Regions from separate parts of the Homo sapiens genome. Here region 1 is linked to region 2. Evidence: read pairs that join two places in POLR2A ChIA-PET (ENCODE). Cell type or tissue: A673. All regions are shown on one strand. Links, peaks and the distances in the headings refer to the core of each region. The heading gives the core; the rest is flanking DNA. Region 1 holds the start of QARS1 (glutaminyl-tRNA synthetase 1). Region 2 overlaps CIMIP7 (ciliary microtubule inner protein 7).

The links. ChIA-PET counts read pairs that join two places held together with the same protein. Peaks named below come from ENCODE experiments on the same cell type or tissue, not always from the same donor. Only the 100,000 strongest peaks of a DNase experiment are listed, where the experiment ranks them.
Region 1: POLR2A ChIA-PET joins it to region 2 with 12 read pairs; 14 of 35 experiments call an interaction of 5 or more read pairs at or near these places.

What each region holds. Positions count from the first base shown.
Region 1 is chr3:49,101,715-49,110,080 of GRCh38, reverse strand. QARS1 (glutaminyl-tRNA synthetase 1) reads left to right here and starts at 5,324. Exons shown (of 24, transcript NM_005051.3): 1 at 5,324-5,464; 2 at 5,610-5,757; 3 at 6,109-6,218; 4 at 6,375-6,450; 5 at 6,672-6,736; 6 at 7,609-7,662; 7 at 7,816-7,876; 8 at 8,182-8,253. The coding sequence starts at 5,348. USP19 (ubiquitin specific peptidase 19) reads left to right here. Exons shown (of 27, transcript NM_001199161.2): 27 at 1,553-2,031. The coding sequence ends at 1,669. RefSeq lists enhancers at 4,150-4,799, 4,993-5,152, 5,363-5,552, 6,102-6,752. In A673, for the core only: no CTCF peak of the experiment used is centred there; a DNase peak (open chromatin) is centred at 5,260; H3K4me3 peaks cover 1,563 bases; H3K27ac peaks cover 1,712 bases.
Region 2 is chr3:49,178,125-49,186,472 of GRCh38, reverse strand. CIMIP7 (ciliary microtubule inner protein 7) reads left to right here. Exons shown (of 4, transcript NM_001080528.3): 3 at 7,935-7,991. Among named protein-coding and RNA genes, the nearest start is that of CIMIP7, 9.6 kb to the left of the region's middle. In A673, for the core only: no CTCF peak of the experiment used is centred there; no DNase peak of the experiment used is centred there.

The sequences.
Region 1 (8,366 bases), core at 3,367-8,366, 76 kb after region 2:
CCTTGGGATTCATGAGAATTGCAGAGTTCTCTTAACATCAAAGCTTTAGCCAGAGGCATCCCCATGCCTTGGGGACACTAACAAACATACAAGTACACTAACATGCTGCCACTGGCAAGCACATTGGCACCTACTTGGCACAGGTCAGGCAACTGCTCTGAACCTCACTGGGCACTATGCTGTGAATGAACTATACCTGACACTCTCCTAGATTTCCTCTGCACATTCCCCACATGCTGGCCCACACACCCTCACTTGTGATGTCCCTGAGTTCTAGTGTGCACTCAAGACAAGGCCTATTTGGGCTGGCCATGGCCTCTGGTGGCTGTTATACTCTTTGAGGTAAGCATCTGTCTTTGCTGAGCCTTCAGGATCTTCTCTTTAGTGACATGGTGTGCCATAGGCCCAGTTAGTGGGCGTAGGCACATCTCTTTTCTGGACTGGCCGTCTCCTTTCTGGCTCCATCCTCTCTTGAGCCTTCTCTGTCAAGCTTAGAGAAATCCTTGCAGAAGACTGGTCAGGATCTGGGTATGGGTGGGAAGGAGCAAGGAGATTGCTCTGGGATTGGCAGTCCTGTTCTCTATGAATCGGTGTCCTTTGGGGAGGCCTGGACTGAAATACTAACCAGATAACTCCCCTCCCACCTCCATGCGGAGCTGCATGTGGATTGAGAGCTGTTTAGGGTAGGCCAAAATGCTGTCAAGATTCTCTTACCCTTGTGCTCTTACTCTGGACAGCCCTGAGGTTGGCTGCCTGCCTTCCTCCTTGCTGTTTGATCTAGAATGCAGGGTGTTAGCCCCAGTCACCCCAGGTGGGACTGTCATGGCTAAGGGTCTCAGGGACACTGGGTCCTCCCCACCCCCGGGGTGCTGATGGCCGTTTCCACATACCCTAGGCTTCCCGGATTTGGCAGGAGCTGGAGGCTGAGGAGGAGCCGGTGCCTGAGGGGTCTGGGCCCCTGGGTCCCTGGGGGCCCCAAGACTGGGTGGGCCCCCTACCACGTGGCCCTACCACACCAGATGAGGGCTGCCTCCGGTACTTTGTCCTGGGCACCGTGGCGGCTTTGGTGGCCCTCGTGCTCAACGTGTTCTATCCTCTGGTATCCCAGAGTCGCTGGAGATGAGCTCGCCTGCAGGCAGCTGCTGTGAGCTGGCCTACCTGCCTGCCCCAGGCCATGCCTGCCTTTGTTGTGGGGAACACCTCTGGGCTTTGGGCCTCAGCTTATGCATCTGGTGGGAGAGGGTGGGGAGGTTGTGGCCCCTGCAGGGGCAGAGTATCCTAGGGTGTGTATCCATCTGGCTGTCTGTCCATTCATCCTGCTGCTCTGACCCTTGGCCTCAGGCTTGGCCCTGCCCAAGCTACTTCCTGTACTTAAAAGTGTTAATAAAACCAGACTATTCAGGCCCAATCTCGTCTCTCTGTCTCAACGCCGCTGCTGTCTGCGCCTGCCTTGGGACCCTCCCTTGGGTGCCAGGGCTCCAAGCCAGCACCCCCGGGATGCCAGGCGGCATGCTGGGCAGCCCCCAACCCCTGTCCTCGTATTCTGTTGCAGGGACTAGGCCCTGGCCAGGCCCCCGAGGTGGCCCCCACGCGGACAGCCCCTGAACGCTTCGCCCCCCCTGTGGATCGGCCAGCCCCCACCTACAGCAACATGGAGGAGGTGGATTAGCAGGTCCCTGGCTGATGGGGGGGACTGGGTTTGGGACACCCACACAGAGGGCCAGCTCCTTGCCGCTTCTCCTTCTCTAACCCAGAGGACACTGGCTCTGTCAATGGGAAGCTGAGGGGTATGATTTGGGTGTGGAGACCTCTCAGGTTGGGACTTCTTGTCAGCTTGGACCCCTGACCAGTGGGCTTTGGCTTCTCCAGCCGCCTCCAGTGCTGCGTGATTTGATTCTGTTGTACCTTCAATTCTTCTGACCCGCATTATAAACATTATAATTTTATTCTAAAAATTGTAATTTTTTTTGCATTTTGGAAGTGACTGCTGCTGTTTAAATATATTTTAAAAATAAATAATAAGTAAGTAGACTTAGTGACTGTGATCCACCACATGCTGGGGCCACCTCCCCTCCCCATCATTTGCGGTGTGTATGTGTGTGTATGTGTGTTTATATATGAGAGACCCTGAAAGTGCCCTAGTCTGAAGGGAGATGATGGGGTCCCAGCTCATGTCCTATGGGTCATGAAGCCCCCAGTGCTATCAGCTTTTTGGAGCCTACCTGCTGCTCTTTCATCCCACTGGTTCTGGATCCTACATAAGAGGCAGCTTGGTAGGCATCGTCAGGATCTCAATATAGCCAAGGGACAGAGGAGTATATGAAGCACTGGAGCTGACAGCGTGGAGTAAAAGGTGCATTCACCAGAGCAGCCTGGGGCTGACAAGTCAGGGAGGACTTGGGGGACAGAAGTACTGGGAGATCTTCCTCCTCCTCTCCTGTCCTCAGCTTTTTCTTTGCTGTAACTTGAACACTAACTGCATCCCTGCAGGTAACAGAGCAGGAGGAAAACTGCTGTGGGGCAGATCTTGCTGCCCTGAAAAGAGGACAAGCAGAGAGGACCAGAGTGAATCTTGTCTGACTTCTATTGGAGGGAGGGTGCTGGGGCCTGCCAGCCTGAAGAGTCTTCCCTTAAGAGTTCCTGAAGCCTTCCTTCTTTGGCCAGGCATGGTGGCTCACACTTGTAATCCCCGCACTTTGAGAGGCCGAGGCGAGTGGGTCATGAGGTCAGGAGTTCGAGACCAGCCTGGCCAAGATGGTGAAACCCCGTCTCTACTAAAAATACAAAAATTAGGTGCAGTGGCGGGCACCTGTAATCCCAGCTACTTGGGAGGCTGAGGCAGGAGAATCGCTTGAACCTGGGAGGCGGAGGTTGCAGGGAGCCGAGATCGCGCCACTGCACTCTAGCCTGGGCGACAGAGCAAGACTCCGTCTCAAAAAAAAAAAAAAAAAAAAAAGTTGCTGAAACTGGCCAAGTGTGGTGGCTTATGCCTGTAATCCCAGCACTTTGGGGCGAGGTGGGAGGATAGCTTGAGCCTAGGAGTTCAGGACCAGCCTGGGCAACATAGTGAGACCCTGTCTTTACCAAAAATATAAAAATTAGCTGGCTCTTATGGTATGCACTTGTAGTCCCAAATATTTCAGAGGCTGAGATGGGAGGATCGTTTGAGCCCAGGAGGTTGCTGGACCCTACCTCTGTCCATTCCACGACTGGGCCTTGCTGGCTGCTGCCTGGTTTTTCCACTTGGTCATCTTTGTCTTGACTTTTCCTGGAAGCAGTGCCAGGGGCTTATGCAGGCAAGCTAACCTCCAGACTGGGCCCATACAATTTAACATTTCTGCTTTGTGCAAGTCGTAGACATCTAGGGCACTAGCTGGATATCGACTGGTATGCTACCACTTGTGGCATTCTTGGTGACACTGGTGGGGCTACTGCCTCATTCTATGACTTGTAGCCATGGCGTCCACAGTGTACCATGAAGTAACCAGGGAAGGGAGTGCAGATCTTGATCTCATTGAGGGAGCCATCACTAGACCTGTAGGACTTGGTGATGGTGCTACAGTGAATCTATTGGCAGCATCAGGTACTGAGGAAATAGTGGCAGTGGCAGGCACTCTGCATGGCTTTGCTCACCATGGGCACCTTTATGGTGGGCTGGGTACTTGCAGCTTCAAATTTGGTGCACGGCTGGTGTGGCTATGGCTCTGCTTCTTGGTACCTGTCCTTAGCACCACTGGTCTGCATCCCCTGCTTAATTCCTGCACCTGGCCTTTCTCATGCAGTACACTGCAGGGCTAGGCATCTGGCTGGGGCCACGGGGCCATGGAGATGTGGGAAGCCCCAGGACAGCATTGGACCTGGATAGCGATACAGCATGTGGCCCTGGTCTGCACCTGGCATGTGATCATTAGGTGGTATCCAGATGTAGGCCCAGACTTGGAGGTTGGTCATTAATAATGGGATGTGGGCACAAAAGACACAGAATATAGATAAAGACTAGTCAGGATCCTGCCTATTCCTTGAAGGTCCAGAAGTATGAGCATCACCAATTCCTGCAAGAGCTCCAATCTCAAATGTGGGGATTTCCACCATCCCACCACCAGCTGCTCATTCTCTGCAACCCCCTACCTCAGTCCCTTACTACCTTAGTCCCTTTTCTCACACACACACAAAGTCTCTGTTCTGTTTCAGCCAGCAGGTCCTGGAAGTCCAGTGAGACTGTGGAAAGATCCCCAAGCACAACAGCTATAATCATGAAGCTATAACCATCTCATTTGTCCCACCCTCTCACAAGCTCAATAAAATATCCTCTCAAAGGCCTGCAGAGGGATTTCAAGGTCTAATTTGCTTGTGGTTTTCCTGATAATGCTTTGGCAAGAGGGTAAGTGTGGGATGAGATTTTTTTTTCTTTTCTTTTTTTTTTTTTGAGACAGTCTTACTCTGTTGACCAGGCTGGAGTGCAGTGGCACAATCTCGGCTCACTGCAACTTCCGCCTCCCAGGTTCAAGCGATTCTCCAGCCTCAGCCTCCTGAGTAGCTGGGATTACAGGCGTGCGCCATCACGCCCGGCTAATTTTTGTATTTTTAGTAGAGACAGGGTTTCACCATGTTGGCGAGGCTGATCTCGAACTCCTGGCCTCAAGTGATCCGCCCGCCTCGGCCTCCCAAAGTGCTGGGATTAAAGGCCTGAGCCACTGCGCCCGGCCAAGATTTTAAACCAAATCATCATAGAACTTATGTGAGGTCCCTCCTGGCCCAGACCCGTCCCTTCCCTTTCCTGGCCAGCTGTGTCCAAGTGGGCACCTGAAAACCGGCGGACTTATGGGGCCCCTGGATCGGTCATTCCACACATTCTCTACGATGGAGTCTGGATGAGGGATTTCCTGGGCTTCATTTGTTCAACTGTTTCCATGACAACTCCAAAGCTGTGGCGTCAAAAGCGTGACAGGGACTCGCATTTGCCCCCGAGGACAATTACTATATTGAGATGGAGTTACCAGGGCTGAAGTAGAAAAGTCAGAGCAAAACCACGCCTGTGTCTTCCTCCTGCCTCAGGGACGAACACCTTCCTTCCAGGTCCGTGGCAAATATCTCCAAAAGCCCTGCCGCCTGCCAACACCCCTTCAAGTTCCCAGTTCCACGGAGGCGGAAGCAAAGCCCCCGGAAAGGCCGGTTTGTCCGCCCTGTGTTGTTTAAAGGGGATAGACGACCTTGGAGCGCCCCGCCCCCTCCCGCCAAGGAAGGACCCCATTGGCTCTCCCCGGAGGCTTCACTCTCATTGGTCAGCGAGTGAATGCCGACCTGCAGACTGGGGCCTAAGTTTCTTTTAGTTTCCGGTGTCTCTGCAATGGCGGCTCTAGACTCCCTGTCGCTCTTCACTAGCCTCGGCCTGAGCGAGCAGAAGGCCCGCGAGACGCTCAAGAACTCGGCTCTGAGCGCGCAGCTGCGCGAGGCCGCTACTCAGGTGCGAGCCCCTCTGCCCCCGGCCTGGTTTGCAGACCATGCTGCAACGCAGCGCGGGGCGGGGTCCAGATCCCGACCTGCCCCGTTTGTCCCGCCCTTTCCTCTCACTGAGCGCGGGGCTTCTCTCTTGACCCCTCTGACCTCAGGCTCAGCAGACCCTGGGTTCCACCATTGACAAAGCTACCGGGATCCTGTTATATGGCTTGGCCTCCCGACTCAGGGATACCCGGCGTCTCTCCTTCCTTGTAAGCTACATAGCCAGTAAGAAGATCCACACTGAGCCCCAGCTAAGCGGTGAGACCCCTACCTGTCCTGCCAGTTCGCACCAATGCCTCCCTTCAGCCAAGACCCCTGTCTTCCCTTTTTGCCAAGTCCTCCAGTTTCTTTCTAGACACCTAGTTCTGCACAGGCACTGAGGCATGGAAGGGGTGGCCTATGGTGAGACTGACACGGGAACTGTCAGGGTCTGAGGGGGGATCCACTCTCGACACGTGCTTCTTTCTTCCCTGTGTTCTCTAGGGTGGTGGTGCCAGGGCTTAACTTTTCAGGAGGCCAGACTATCCTTGGAGTTTCATGAGATTAGGACCCTGTCTGTCCACTTCTTGGAGCAGAGATGCCACAAACTCACGGGCTCTTTCTTCTCAGCTGCCCTTGAGTATGTGCGGAGTCACCCCTTGGACCCCATCGACACTGTGGACTTCGAGCGGGAATGTGGCGTGGGTGTCATTGTGACCCCAGAGCAGATTGAGGAGGCTGTGAGTCTTTCCCCAGGCATCGTCTGCCTCCCCAGTCCTGGCCATGGAAAGGAGTGGCTCAGTTTCCCTCCTCAGGAAGACCCAGAGTGAGGGTGTGGGTTCCCAGAATATCTCTAAAGGTGGCTTTCCTGAACCACATGGTTTGGCTTTCTGCAGGTGGAGGCTGCTATTAACAGGCACCGGCCCCAGCTCCTGGTGGAACGTTACCATTTCAACATGGGGCTGCTGATGGGTGAGCAGGGCCTGGAACGGGGCTATATTGTTCTCTCTGGTCATGCCTTTTCTTCTGGGCACGAGTGAGAAGGAGGTGGGGGAAGGAACAGGAGTGACTTAAAGTGGTCTGGCTGGGCTCAGGCTCTGGTTCTGGTGGTCAGCCAGGACCTTTCCTTGGGAAAGAGGTGGGGGGAGTACTCTTTTTTGCCTTTCTGCAGCTCCTTGTGCCTATGCTTCTAGGAGAGGCTCGGGCTGTGCTGAAGTGGGCAGATGGCAAAATGATCAAGAATGAAGTGGACATGCAGGTGAGCGTGCTTCACTAAGCTGAAGCTGGCAAAGACTCTGGCATGAACAGAGCCTGGAATCCACTAAGGGATAAAAGGCAGGAAGAGGGCTGGGCATGGTGGCTCACGCTTCTGATCCCAGCACTTTGGGAGGCTGAGGCAGGAGGATTACTTGAGCCCAGGAGTTCAAGACCAGCCTGAGCAACATATTGAGAACTCCTCTCTACAGAAAATTTAAAAATTAGCCAGACATGGTGGTGTATACCTGTAGTCCCAGCAATTTGTGGGGCTGTGGTGGGAAGATTGCTTGAATCTAAGAGATCAAGGCTGCAGTAAGCTCTGATTGCACCACTGCACTCCATCCTGGAGTACAGAATGAGACCCTGTCTCAAAATCAACAACAATAAAAAAAGGTGGGAGGGGGCTGGGCATGGTGGCTCACACCTGTAATCCCAACACTATTGGGAGGCTGAGGTGGGCAGATCACCTGAGGTCAGGAGTTTGAGAACAGCCTGGCCAACATGGTGAAACCCCATCTCTACAAAAAGTACAAAAATTAGCTGGGTGTGGTGGCGGGCACATGCAGTCCCAGGTACTCAGAAGGGCTGAGGTAGGAAAATCGCTTGAATCCAGGAGGCGGAGGTTGCAGTGAGCGGAGACTGTGCCATTGCATTCCAGCCTGGGCAACATGAGCAAGACTCCAGTCTGGGCAACAAGAGCAAGAGCATTTTAAGCTAGCAGACCCACATGAGAAGAGATGGGATGGGCTAGGTAGGTTTTTTCAGTCAGTGCTGGTAGATAGGCCAGGAAGCCTTGGGTTGGTGGGTAGGATCAGTCAGGGGCTCCTTGAAAGAGGATACTCCTGCCTCTGCCTGATTCTGGTCTCTGCTCAGGTCCTCCACCTTCTGGGCCCCAAGTTGGAGGCTGATCTGGAGAAGAAGTTCAAGGTAGGGATGGGCATGGCCCTGAGTCCCTGAGGGTGAGGTGAGGTATGGTGAGACTTCAGGCTGGGGAAGGAAGTGTCTGACCACAGGGATCCCAAGACCCTATCCAAGAGAAAATTTGATGCCATTTTCTGAAGCACCTGGGGCTTCTTTCAGGTGGCAAAAGCTCGGCTAGAAGAAACAGACCGGAGGACGGCAAAGGATGTGGTGGAGAATGGTGAGAAGCTTGAGACTCCTGTCACAGCATTCAGCTCCCTGACTTCTGAACCTCCTCAGAAGAGTCCTTACAGGCTCCTCAGGCCCTTGGCTTACTCAGTACCCTGACTTCTGTCTCAAGACTGGGATTCCTGGTGTTTCTTTTGTTCCCTTTGCCCAGAGACTGGCATGAGAGGCCTCAGATGTCTGGCTCTAGATATCTTGTCTCTGGAATTGAGGGAATAGGGGTCTACTCAGTTCTGTTCTGGCTGTAGGATATGGTAAATGTATCTAGAGGACAAGTTTTCCTTGTTTTGTTCCCCACAGGCGAGACTGCTGACCAGACCCTGTCTCTGATGGAGCAGCTCCGGGGGGAGGCCCTTAAGTTCCACAAGCCTGGTTAGTGGGCATGTCAAAACCCTGGGGAGGGCTGGATCTTGGCAGCAGCTCCTATAGTCAGGCCCCTGGGGTCAGAGGCTTTGGCTGCAGCCTGGTCCTTAGGCTTATTCTGG
Region 2 (8,348 bases), core at 3,349-8,348:
GCGATCGCACCACTGCACTCCAGCCTGGGCGACAGACTGAGACTCCATCTCCAAAAAAAAAAAAAAAATTAGCCAGGTGTGGTGGCAGGCGCCTGTAGTCCCAGCTACTCAGGAGGCTGAGGCAGGAGAATGGCGTGAACACGGGAGGTGGAGCTTGCAGTGAGCTGAGATCGCAACACTGCACTCCAGGCTACACCTGTAATCCCAGCACTTTGGGAGGCCAAGGCGGGTGTATCACCTGAGGTCGGGAGTTCAAGACCAGCCTGACCAACATGGAGAAACCCTGTCTCTACTAAAAATACAAAATTAGCCAGGGTGGTGGTGCATGCCTGTAATCCCAGCTACTTGGGAGGCTGAGGCAGGAGAATTGCTCGAACCCGGGAGGCGGAGGTTGTGGTGAGCCGAGATTGCGCCATTGCACTTCAGCCTGGGCAACAACAGCAAAACTCTGTGTCAAAAAAAAAAAAAAAAAAGAGCTATAAAATTATAGCCGGGCGCGGTGACTCACGCCCATAATCCCTGCACTTTGGGAGGCTCAGGCGGGTGGATCATGAGGTCAGGAGTTTGAGACTGGCCAACATAGTGAAACCCCATCTTTACTAAAAATACAAAAAATTGGCAGGGAGTGGTGGCTGGCACCTGTAATCCAAACTACTTGGGAGGCTGAGGCAGGAGAATAGCTTGAACCCAGGAGGCAGAGGTTGCAGTGAGCTGAGATCGAGCCACTGTACTCCAGCCCAGGCAACAGTGCGAGACTCCGTCTCGGGGAAAAAAAAAAAAAAAGCTTTAAAATTTTATCACCTGTGTAGTTTTGTGTATCTAACACCACAGTTGACTGTGATGGTAGACCAACATCACAAGGGATCCCTGGTGCTGCTCTGGTTTTTTTGTTGTTTTTTTGTTTTGTTTTTGGAGTTCCGCTCTTGTTGCCCAGGCTGGAGTGCAATGGTGTGATCTTGGCTCACTGAAACCTCTGCCTCCCGGGTTCAAGCAAATCTCCCACCTCAGCCTCCTGAGTAGCTGGGATTACAGGTACCCACCACCGTGTCCAGCTAATTTTTTTTATTTTTAGTAGAGACAGGGTTTCACCATATTTCCCTGGTTGGTCTCAACCTCCTGATCTCGGGTGATCCACCTGCCTTGGCTTCCCAAAGTGTCAGGATTACAGGTGTGAGCCACCCTGCTTGGTCTATGTAATTTTTTTTTTTCTTTAAGACAGAGTCTTGCTCTGTCACCTAGGCTGGAGTGCAGTGTCGTGATCTCGGCTCACCACAACCTCTGCCTCCCGGGTTCAAGTGACTCTCCTGCCTCAGCCTCCTGAGTAGCTGGGATTACAGGCATGCACCACCACACCCGGCTAATTTTGTATTTTTAGAAGAGATGGGGTTTCTCCATGTTGGTCAGGCTGGTCTTGAACTCCCGACCTCAGGTGATCCACCCACCTCGGCCCCCCAAAGTTACAGGCCTGAGCCACTGCGCCTGGCCCCCATTTCTAAATCAATCAATCTTCCATTTCTAAAATTTTGTCACTTAAAAATGTTATAGGTCGGGCGCAGTGGCTCACGCCTGTAATCCCAGCACTTGGGAGGCCGAGGTGGGTGGATTGCTTAAGGCCAGGAGTTTAAGACCAGCCTGGCCAACATAGTGAAACCCCATCTCTACTAAAAATACAAAAAATTTGCTGAGGTTGGTGGCTCACGCCTGTAATCATAGCTACTCGGGAGGCTGAGGCAGGAGAAGTGCTTGAATCTGGGAGGCAGAGGTTGTGGTGTGCTGAGATCACGCCACTGCACTCCGGCCTAGGTAAGAGAGCAAGACTCCATCTCAAAAAAAAAAAAAAAAAAAATTACATAGGCCAGGTGCGGTGGGTCATGCCTGTAATCCCAACACTTTGGGAAGCCAAGGCAGTGGACTGCTCAAGGTCAGGAGTTCAAGACCAACCAGGGCAATATGGTGAAACCCTATCTCTGGTAAAAATACAAAAATTAGCCAGTGTGGTGGCACATGCCTGTAATCCCAGCTACTTGGGAGGCGGAGGCATAAGAACCTCTTGAACCTGGGAGGTGGAGGTTGCAGCAAGCCAAAATCACACCACTGCACTCTAGCCTGTGCTACACGTGAGACTCTGTCTCAAAAAAATAAATTAAATTAAATAAAATTGAAATGTTATATAAAGCTGGGCACAGTGGCTCATGCCTCTAATCCCAGCACTTTGGGAGGCCAAGGCAAGAGGATTGCTTGAGCCCAAGAGTTCAAGATCAGCCTGTGCAACATAATGAGACCTCATCTCTTAAAAAAAGTTAAACAATTAGCCAGGCATGATGGCATGCACCTGTGGTACCAGCTACTCCAGAGGCTGAGGTAGGAGGATTGCTTAAGCCCAGGAGGTCAAGGCTGAAGTGAGCCATGATTGTGTCACCGCACTCCAGCCTGGCAACAGAGTGAGACCTTGTCTCAAAAACAGTTATATAAATAGAATAATACAATATGCACCCTTTGGAGACTGGCTATTTTTGCAGCATAATTTCCTAGAGATTCATCCAAATTATTGTGTGTATCAATAGTTCATTTATTTTCATTTACTGAGTAGTATTTCCTTGGTACCAATGTACCAGTTTGTTTAATCATTCATCTGTTAAAGGATATCTGACCTGATTCCAGTTTTTGGCTCATACAAATAAAGCTGTTAAGAATATTTGTATATAAACTTTTGGTTGAACATATGTTTTTGTCTCTCTGGGATAAATGCCCAGGAATACAATTGCTGGGTCATGTGGTAGTTGCATGTTTAGTGTTTTTGTTGTTTTGTTTTGTTTTCGAGACAGAGTCTCACTCTGTCGGCCAGGCTGGAGTGCAGTGGCACGATCTCAGCTCACTGCAACCTCCGCCTCCCGGGCTCAAGCAATCTCATTACAGGTGTGTGCCACCATGCCCAGCTAATTTTTGTATTTTTAGTAGAGACAGGGTTTCACCATATTGGCCAGGCTGGTCTTGAACTCCTGACCTCAGGTTATCCACCCACCTCAGCCTACCAAAGTGCTGGGATTACAGGATGAGCCACCGCGCCCGGCTGCATGTTTAGTTTTTAAAAGAAACTGCCAAACTGTTTTTGAGAGTGGCTTTACCACTTTATATTCCTACCAGCAATGCATGAATGATCTGGTTTCTCTGCATTCTCACCAATACCTGATGTTGTCTCCATTTTCAATTGGAGCCATTCTGATAGATGTGTAGTGATATCTTATTGTGGTTTTAATTTGCATTTCCCTGATGTTTAATGATGAATATCTTTTTGAGAGGTGACAGCGTGCTGGCAGCCCTCACAGCCCTTGCTTGCTCTCGGCACCTCCTCTGCCTGGACTCCCACTTTGGGGCACTTGAGGAGCCCTTCAGCCCGCCGCTGCGCTGTGGGAGCCCCTTCCTGGGCTTGCCGAGGCCCGAGACGGCTCCCTCAGCTCGCGGGGAGGTATGGAGGGAGAGGCCAGAGGGGGAACTGGGGCTGCGCGCTGTACTTGCCGGCCAGCGTGAGTTCCGGGTGGGCATGGGCTCAGCGGGCTGCACTCGGAGTGGCTGGCCCCCCCGCCCCGGGCAGTGAGGGGCTTAGCACCTGGGCCAGCAGCTGCTGTGCTGAATTTCTCGCCAGGCCTTAGCTGCCTTCCCGCGGGGCAGGGCTCGGGACCTGCAGCCTGCCATGCCTGAACCTCCCCCTTCACTCCCTGGGCTCCTGTGCAGCCCGAGCCTCCCCAACAAGCGCCGCCCCCTGCTCCATGGCATCCAGTCCCATTGACCACCCAAGGGCTGAGAAGTGTGGGCACACGGCGCGGGACTGGCAGGCAGCTCCACCTGCAGCCCCAGTGCGGGATCCACTGGGTGAAGCCAGCTGGGCTCCTGAGTCTGGTGGGGACTTGGAGAACCTTTATGTCTAGCTAAGGGATTGTAAATACACCAATGGGCACTCTGTATCTAGCTCAAGGTTTGTAAACACACCAATCAGCACCCTGTGTCTAGCTCAGGGTTTGTGAATGCACCAATTGACATTCTGTATCTAGCTACTCTGGTGGGGGACTTGGAGAACCTTTGTGTCCACACTCTGTATCTAGCTAATCTGGTGGGGAAGTGGAGAACCTTTGTGTCTAGCTCAGGGATTGTAAACGCACCAATCAGTGCCCTGTCAAAACAGACTACTGGGCTCTACCAATCAGCAGGATGTGGGTGGGGCCAGATAAGAGCATAAAAGCAGGCTGCCCCAGCCAGCAGTGGCAACCCGCTTTGGTCCCCTTCCACGCTGTGGAGGCTTTGTTCTTTCACTCCTTGCAATAAATCTTGCTGCTGCTCACTCTTTGGGTCCACGCTGCCTTTATGAGTTGTAACACTCACCACGAAGGTCTGCAGCTTCACTCCTGAAGCCAGTGAGACCACGAACCCACCCGGAGGAACGAACAACTCCAGACGCGCCGCCTGAAGAGCTGTAACACTCACCGCGGAGGTCTGCAGCTTCACTCCTGAGCCAGCGAGACCACGAACCCACCAGAAGGAAGAAACTGGGAACACATCCGAACGTCAGAAGGAACAAACTCCGGACATGCCGCCTTTAAGAACTGTTAACACTCACCGCGAGGGTCCGCGGCTTCAGTCTTGATGTCAGTGAGACGAAGAACCCACCCATTCCGGACACATTTTCATGTGTTATTTGTCGTCTGTAAATCTTCTTTGGTTAGATGTCTTCATGTTTGTCCATTTTCTAATTAGACTGTGATTTTACTGTTGAGTTGAGAGACTTCCTTATATATTCTAGTCCTCTGTTGGATATATGGTTTATAAATATTTTCTCCCAGTCTGTAGCTTGGTTCGCAGTGGCACGATCATGGCTCATTGCACCCTTGACCTCTTAAGCTCATGTGATCCTTCCACTTCAGCTTTCCTAGTTGCTGGGACCACAGGTATGCACCACCACGCCTGGCTAATTTGTTATTTTTTGTAGAGACAGTGTCTGGGAGCCTTTCCACACTGCCCAGGCCGGTCTTGAACTCCTGGGCTCAAGCAATCTTTCCTCCTTGGCCTCTCAAAGTCCTGGGATTACGGGTGTAAGCCACTGCACGGCCTCAGCTTGCTTTTTTTTTTTTTTTTTTCTTGGAGATAGAGTCTCTCTGTTGCCAAGGCTGGAGTGCAGTGGTGAGATCTCGGCTCACTGCAACCTCCACCACCCAAGTTCAAGCAATTCTCCTGCCTCAGCCTTTCGAGTAGCTGGGATTACAGGCGCCCACCACCACACCTAGCTAATTTTTGTATTTTCAGTAGAGACAAGGTTTCACCATGTTGGCCAGGCTGGTCTCGAATTCCTGGCTTCAAGTGATCTATCCGCCTCTGCCTCCCAAACTGCTGGGATTATAGGCATGAGCCACTGTGCCCAGCCTCAGCTTGCATTTTGAGGAATGAAAGCTTCCCACCTTCTTGGAGTTTTCATTCTGCTTGAAGACTACCATCAGACTGTCTAAGGCAGGCGGTTCTAAAAAGGGAACTCTTTTTTTTTTTTTTTTTTTTTTGAGACGGAGTCTCACTCTGTCGCCCAGGCTGGAGTGCAGTGGTGTGATCTCAGCTAACTACAAGCTCCACCTCCCGGGTTCACGCCATTCTCCTGCCTCAACCTCCCGAGTAGCTGGGACTACAGGCGCCCGCCATCACACCCAGCACATTTTTTGTATTTTTAGTAGAGACGGGGTTTCACCATGATAGCCAGGATGGTCTCGATCTCCTGACCTCGTGATCCGCCCGCCTCGGCCTCCCAAAGTGCTGGGATTACAGGCGTGAGCCACCGCACCTGGCCTAAAAAGGGAACTCTTAAACACACATACAATAAGCTCTACTCTGAAGATTCTGGTTCAGGGATGGAGCCAGCCCCTGTATTTTATCTGGGGACCTGCTGTCAGCCATTACCTATACTCCCAAGCCAGCCAAGCCTGACCTCACCAGATCTGGCCACTTCAGGTCTACAGCAGGAGAAACTGAGTGACTGGAGAGGGAATGGCTCTGCAGGCAGAAGCCAAGCACAAAGGCAAGAAGGTGTTCTTGGGACAGATTCCTGCTGAAGTCTGGAGGCCTAAGAGATGGGCTTTCTCTGCATGGGAGTGGAGCAAGGCTCTCTAGCTCCAACTGAGCCAAAGTAAATGCCCTGGGGCCAGGACCTTCTGTCCCTGTTCATTAATTTTTTTTTTTCTGTTGCCCAGGCTGGAGTGCAGTGGCTCAATCTTAGCTCACTGCAACCTCTGCCTCCCAGGTTTAAGCAATTCTCCTGCTTCAGCCTCCTGAGTAGCTGGGATTACAGCCAAACACCATCACACCCAGCTAATTTTTTTGTGTGTTTTAGTAGAGACGGGGTTTCACCATGTTGGCCAGGTTGGTCTCGAACTCCTGACCTCAAGTGATCTGTCCGCCTCGGCCTCCCAAAGTGCTGGGATTACAGGCATGAGCCACCAAGCCCGGCTAATTTTTGTATTTTTAGTAAAAACGGGGTTTCACTATGTTGGCCAGGCTGGTCTCAAACTCCTGACCTCAGGTGATCCACCCGCCTCGGCCTCCCAAAGTGCTGGGATTACAGGTGTGAGCCACCGTGCCCAGCCTGTTTATTGATTTAACAGCAACATTTATTGAGCTGTGTCAGGCATTATTCTCAGTGCTGAAGTTATAGATGTGAGCAAGACAGACCGCCTTTGCCCACAAGCAGCTTATGTTTAATGGCGGGGCATGAGATGTTCTAATCAGTGGGGGTAACATCACATAGAACAATATAGTATGTTAGCAGGTGAAAAATGCAGGGTTAGGGTGATGGAACTATTGGCCTAGTGCTCAAGGAAGGAAAAGAGGGAGGTGTGAGGGAATTATATGGCCAGGAGAAGGAACAGGTGGTGCAAAGCCCTAAGTGGGAGCACCTGGTGTGTCTGAGGAGCAGTGAGGAAATCAGTGTGGCTGGAGGTAACAGAAGGACCAATATCATGTGGGTCTCACAGACCACTATGATGACTTTGGCTATCACAAATAGGAGGAACTGTTGTGGATTTTCAGCAAATGAGATGTGATCTCATTTATGTACTAACAGAATTATGCTGGCTGCTAAGCAGACAGCAGACTGGAGGGGTAAGTTTGAAAGCAGGGACACCAGGCAGGAAGCTCTTGCAATAATTCAGGCAAGAGAGTAATGTGGCTTGGATCGGGGAAAAGAGTGGGCATGCTGAGATGTGGTCTGGTCCTGGGCACATTTTGACCACAGTATCAACAGGATACTTGCATATTCAATGTGGGGTATGAGAGAAGAGAATCAAGGGGACTCAAGGTGTTTGACAGGATCTGGCTGCCGTGGTCTGAGCTGGGGGAGGCTATAGGTGGAGTGTGTCTGGGGATGACCCAAAGCTCAGTCATATGTTTGGAGATGCTCAATTAGGCATTTACATGGAGATGTGGAGTAGGCAGTTGTCTACTGAACCCAAAGTTCAGGAGAAAGTTTGAGCTGGAGATAGAAATTCCAGTTTTCAGATGGCATTTAGAGCCAAGAGGCTGGGTATGTTGATGGGGGAGTAAGTGTGGATGCAGGGGAGGAGAGGACTAGAGTCCTGGGCAATCAAGAGTTAAGGCCCAACTTGAAACTTGGCCACTGCTCCCCTGATGGGAGGATGTTCTAGCAGATGCCTCCTTATTGAGGACCCTCCTCAATAAGGGTTCCACGGGCTTCTGCTTCAGGGCAAGTCCCAGGTTGAGATATCCCAGGACTGAAGTGTTGCTTTAATTAGTCTCTGCCCTCTGTCTGTTGGCAGTTTAGCAGCTTAGGGGCAGTGGCTCCTGGTGACTTCCCTCCATTAAGGACCCTGAGGCAGTGATCCAGGTAAGGGTGGGTAAATAAGCATCATTTTCCCCATTCACCTTCTTTCTCACTGTCTTTCAAGGAGCCGGCGCAGCGACACTTCTTCTCCAAGCACGACAACCGTACTTCCTTTGACAAAGTGAGTGCCGAAGACAGGAAGAATGGCAGGCAGTCCCCCAGCCTAAGCTGAAGTCTGGACAGAGCAGATGGTAGGGTGGAGGGGATGACACTGAGGGAGGGCTCCTTATGAAGGCAGAGGAGTGGCTGTCTTCCCCCACAAACTTTCTCCTCTGGGAAACAGCCTATTCCCCCAAACAGAGACATCTCTATGTTGGTTTCCTCTGCCAACTTGCCAGACAATATGCAAGTATCCTGTGGGCCACTAACTTTCTGGGTGCTTCACCTTAGAATGAAAGACATCACTGGGGAGGCAGGCCAAGGAGGCCAGGGTACAGGCCAAGACAGCCAGGCATAGGACAGGTATCACCAAGCAGAC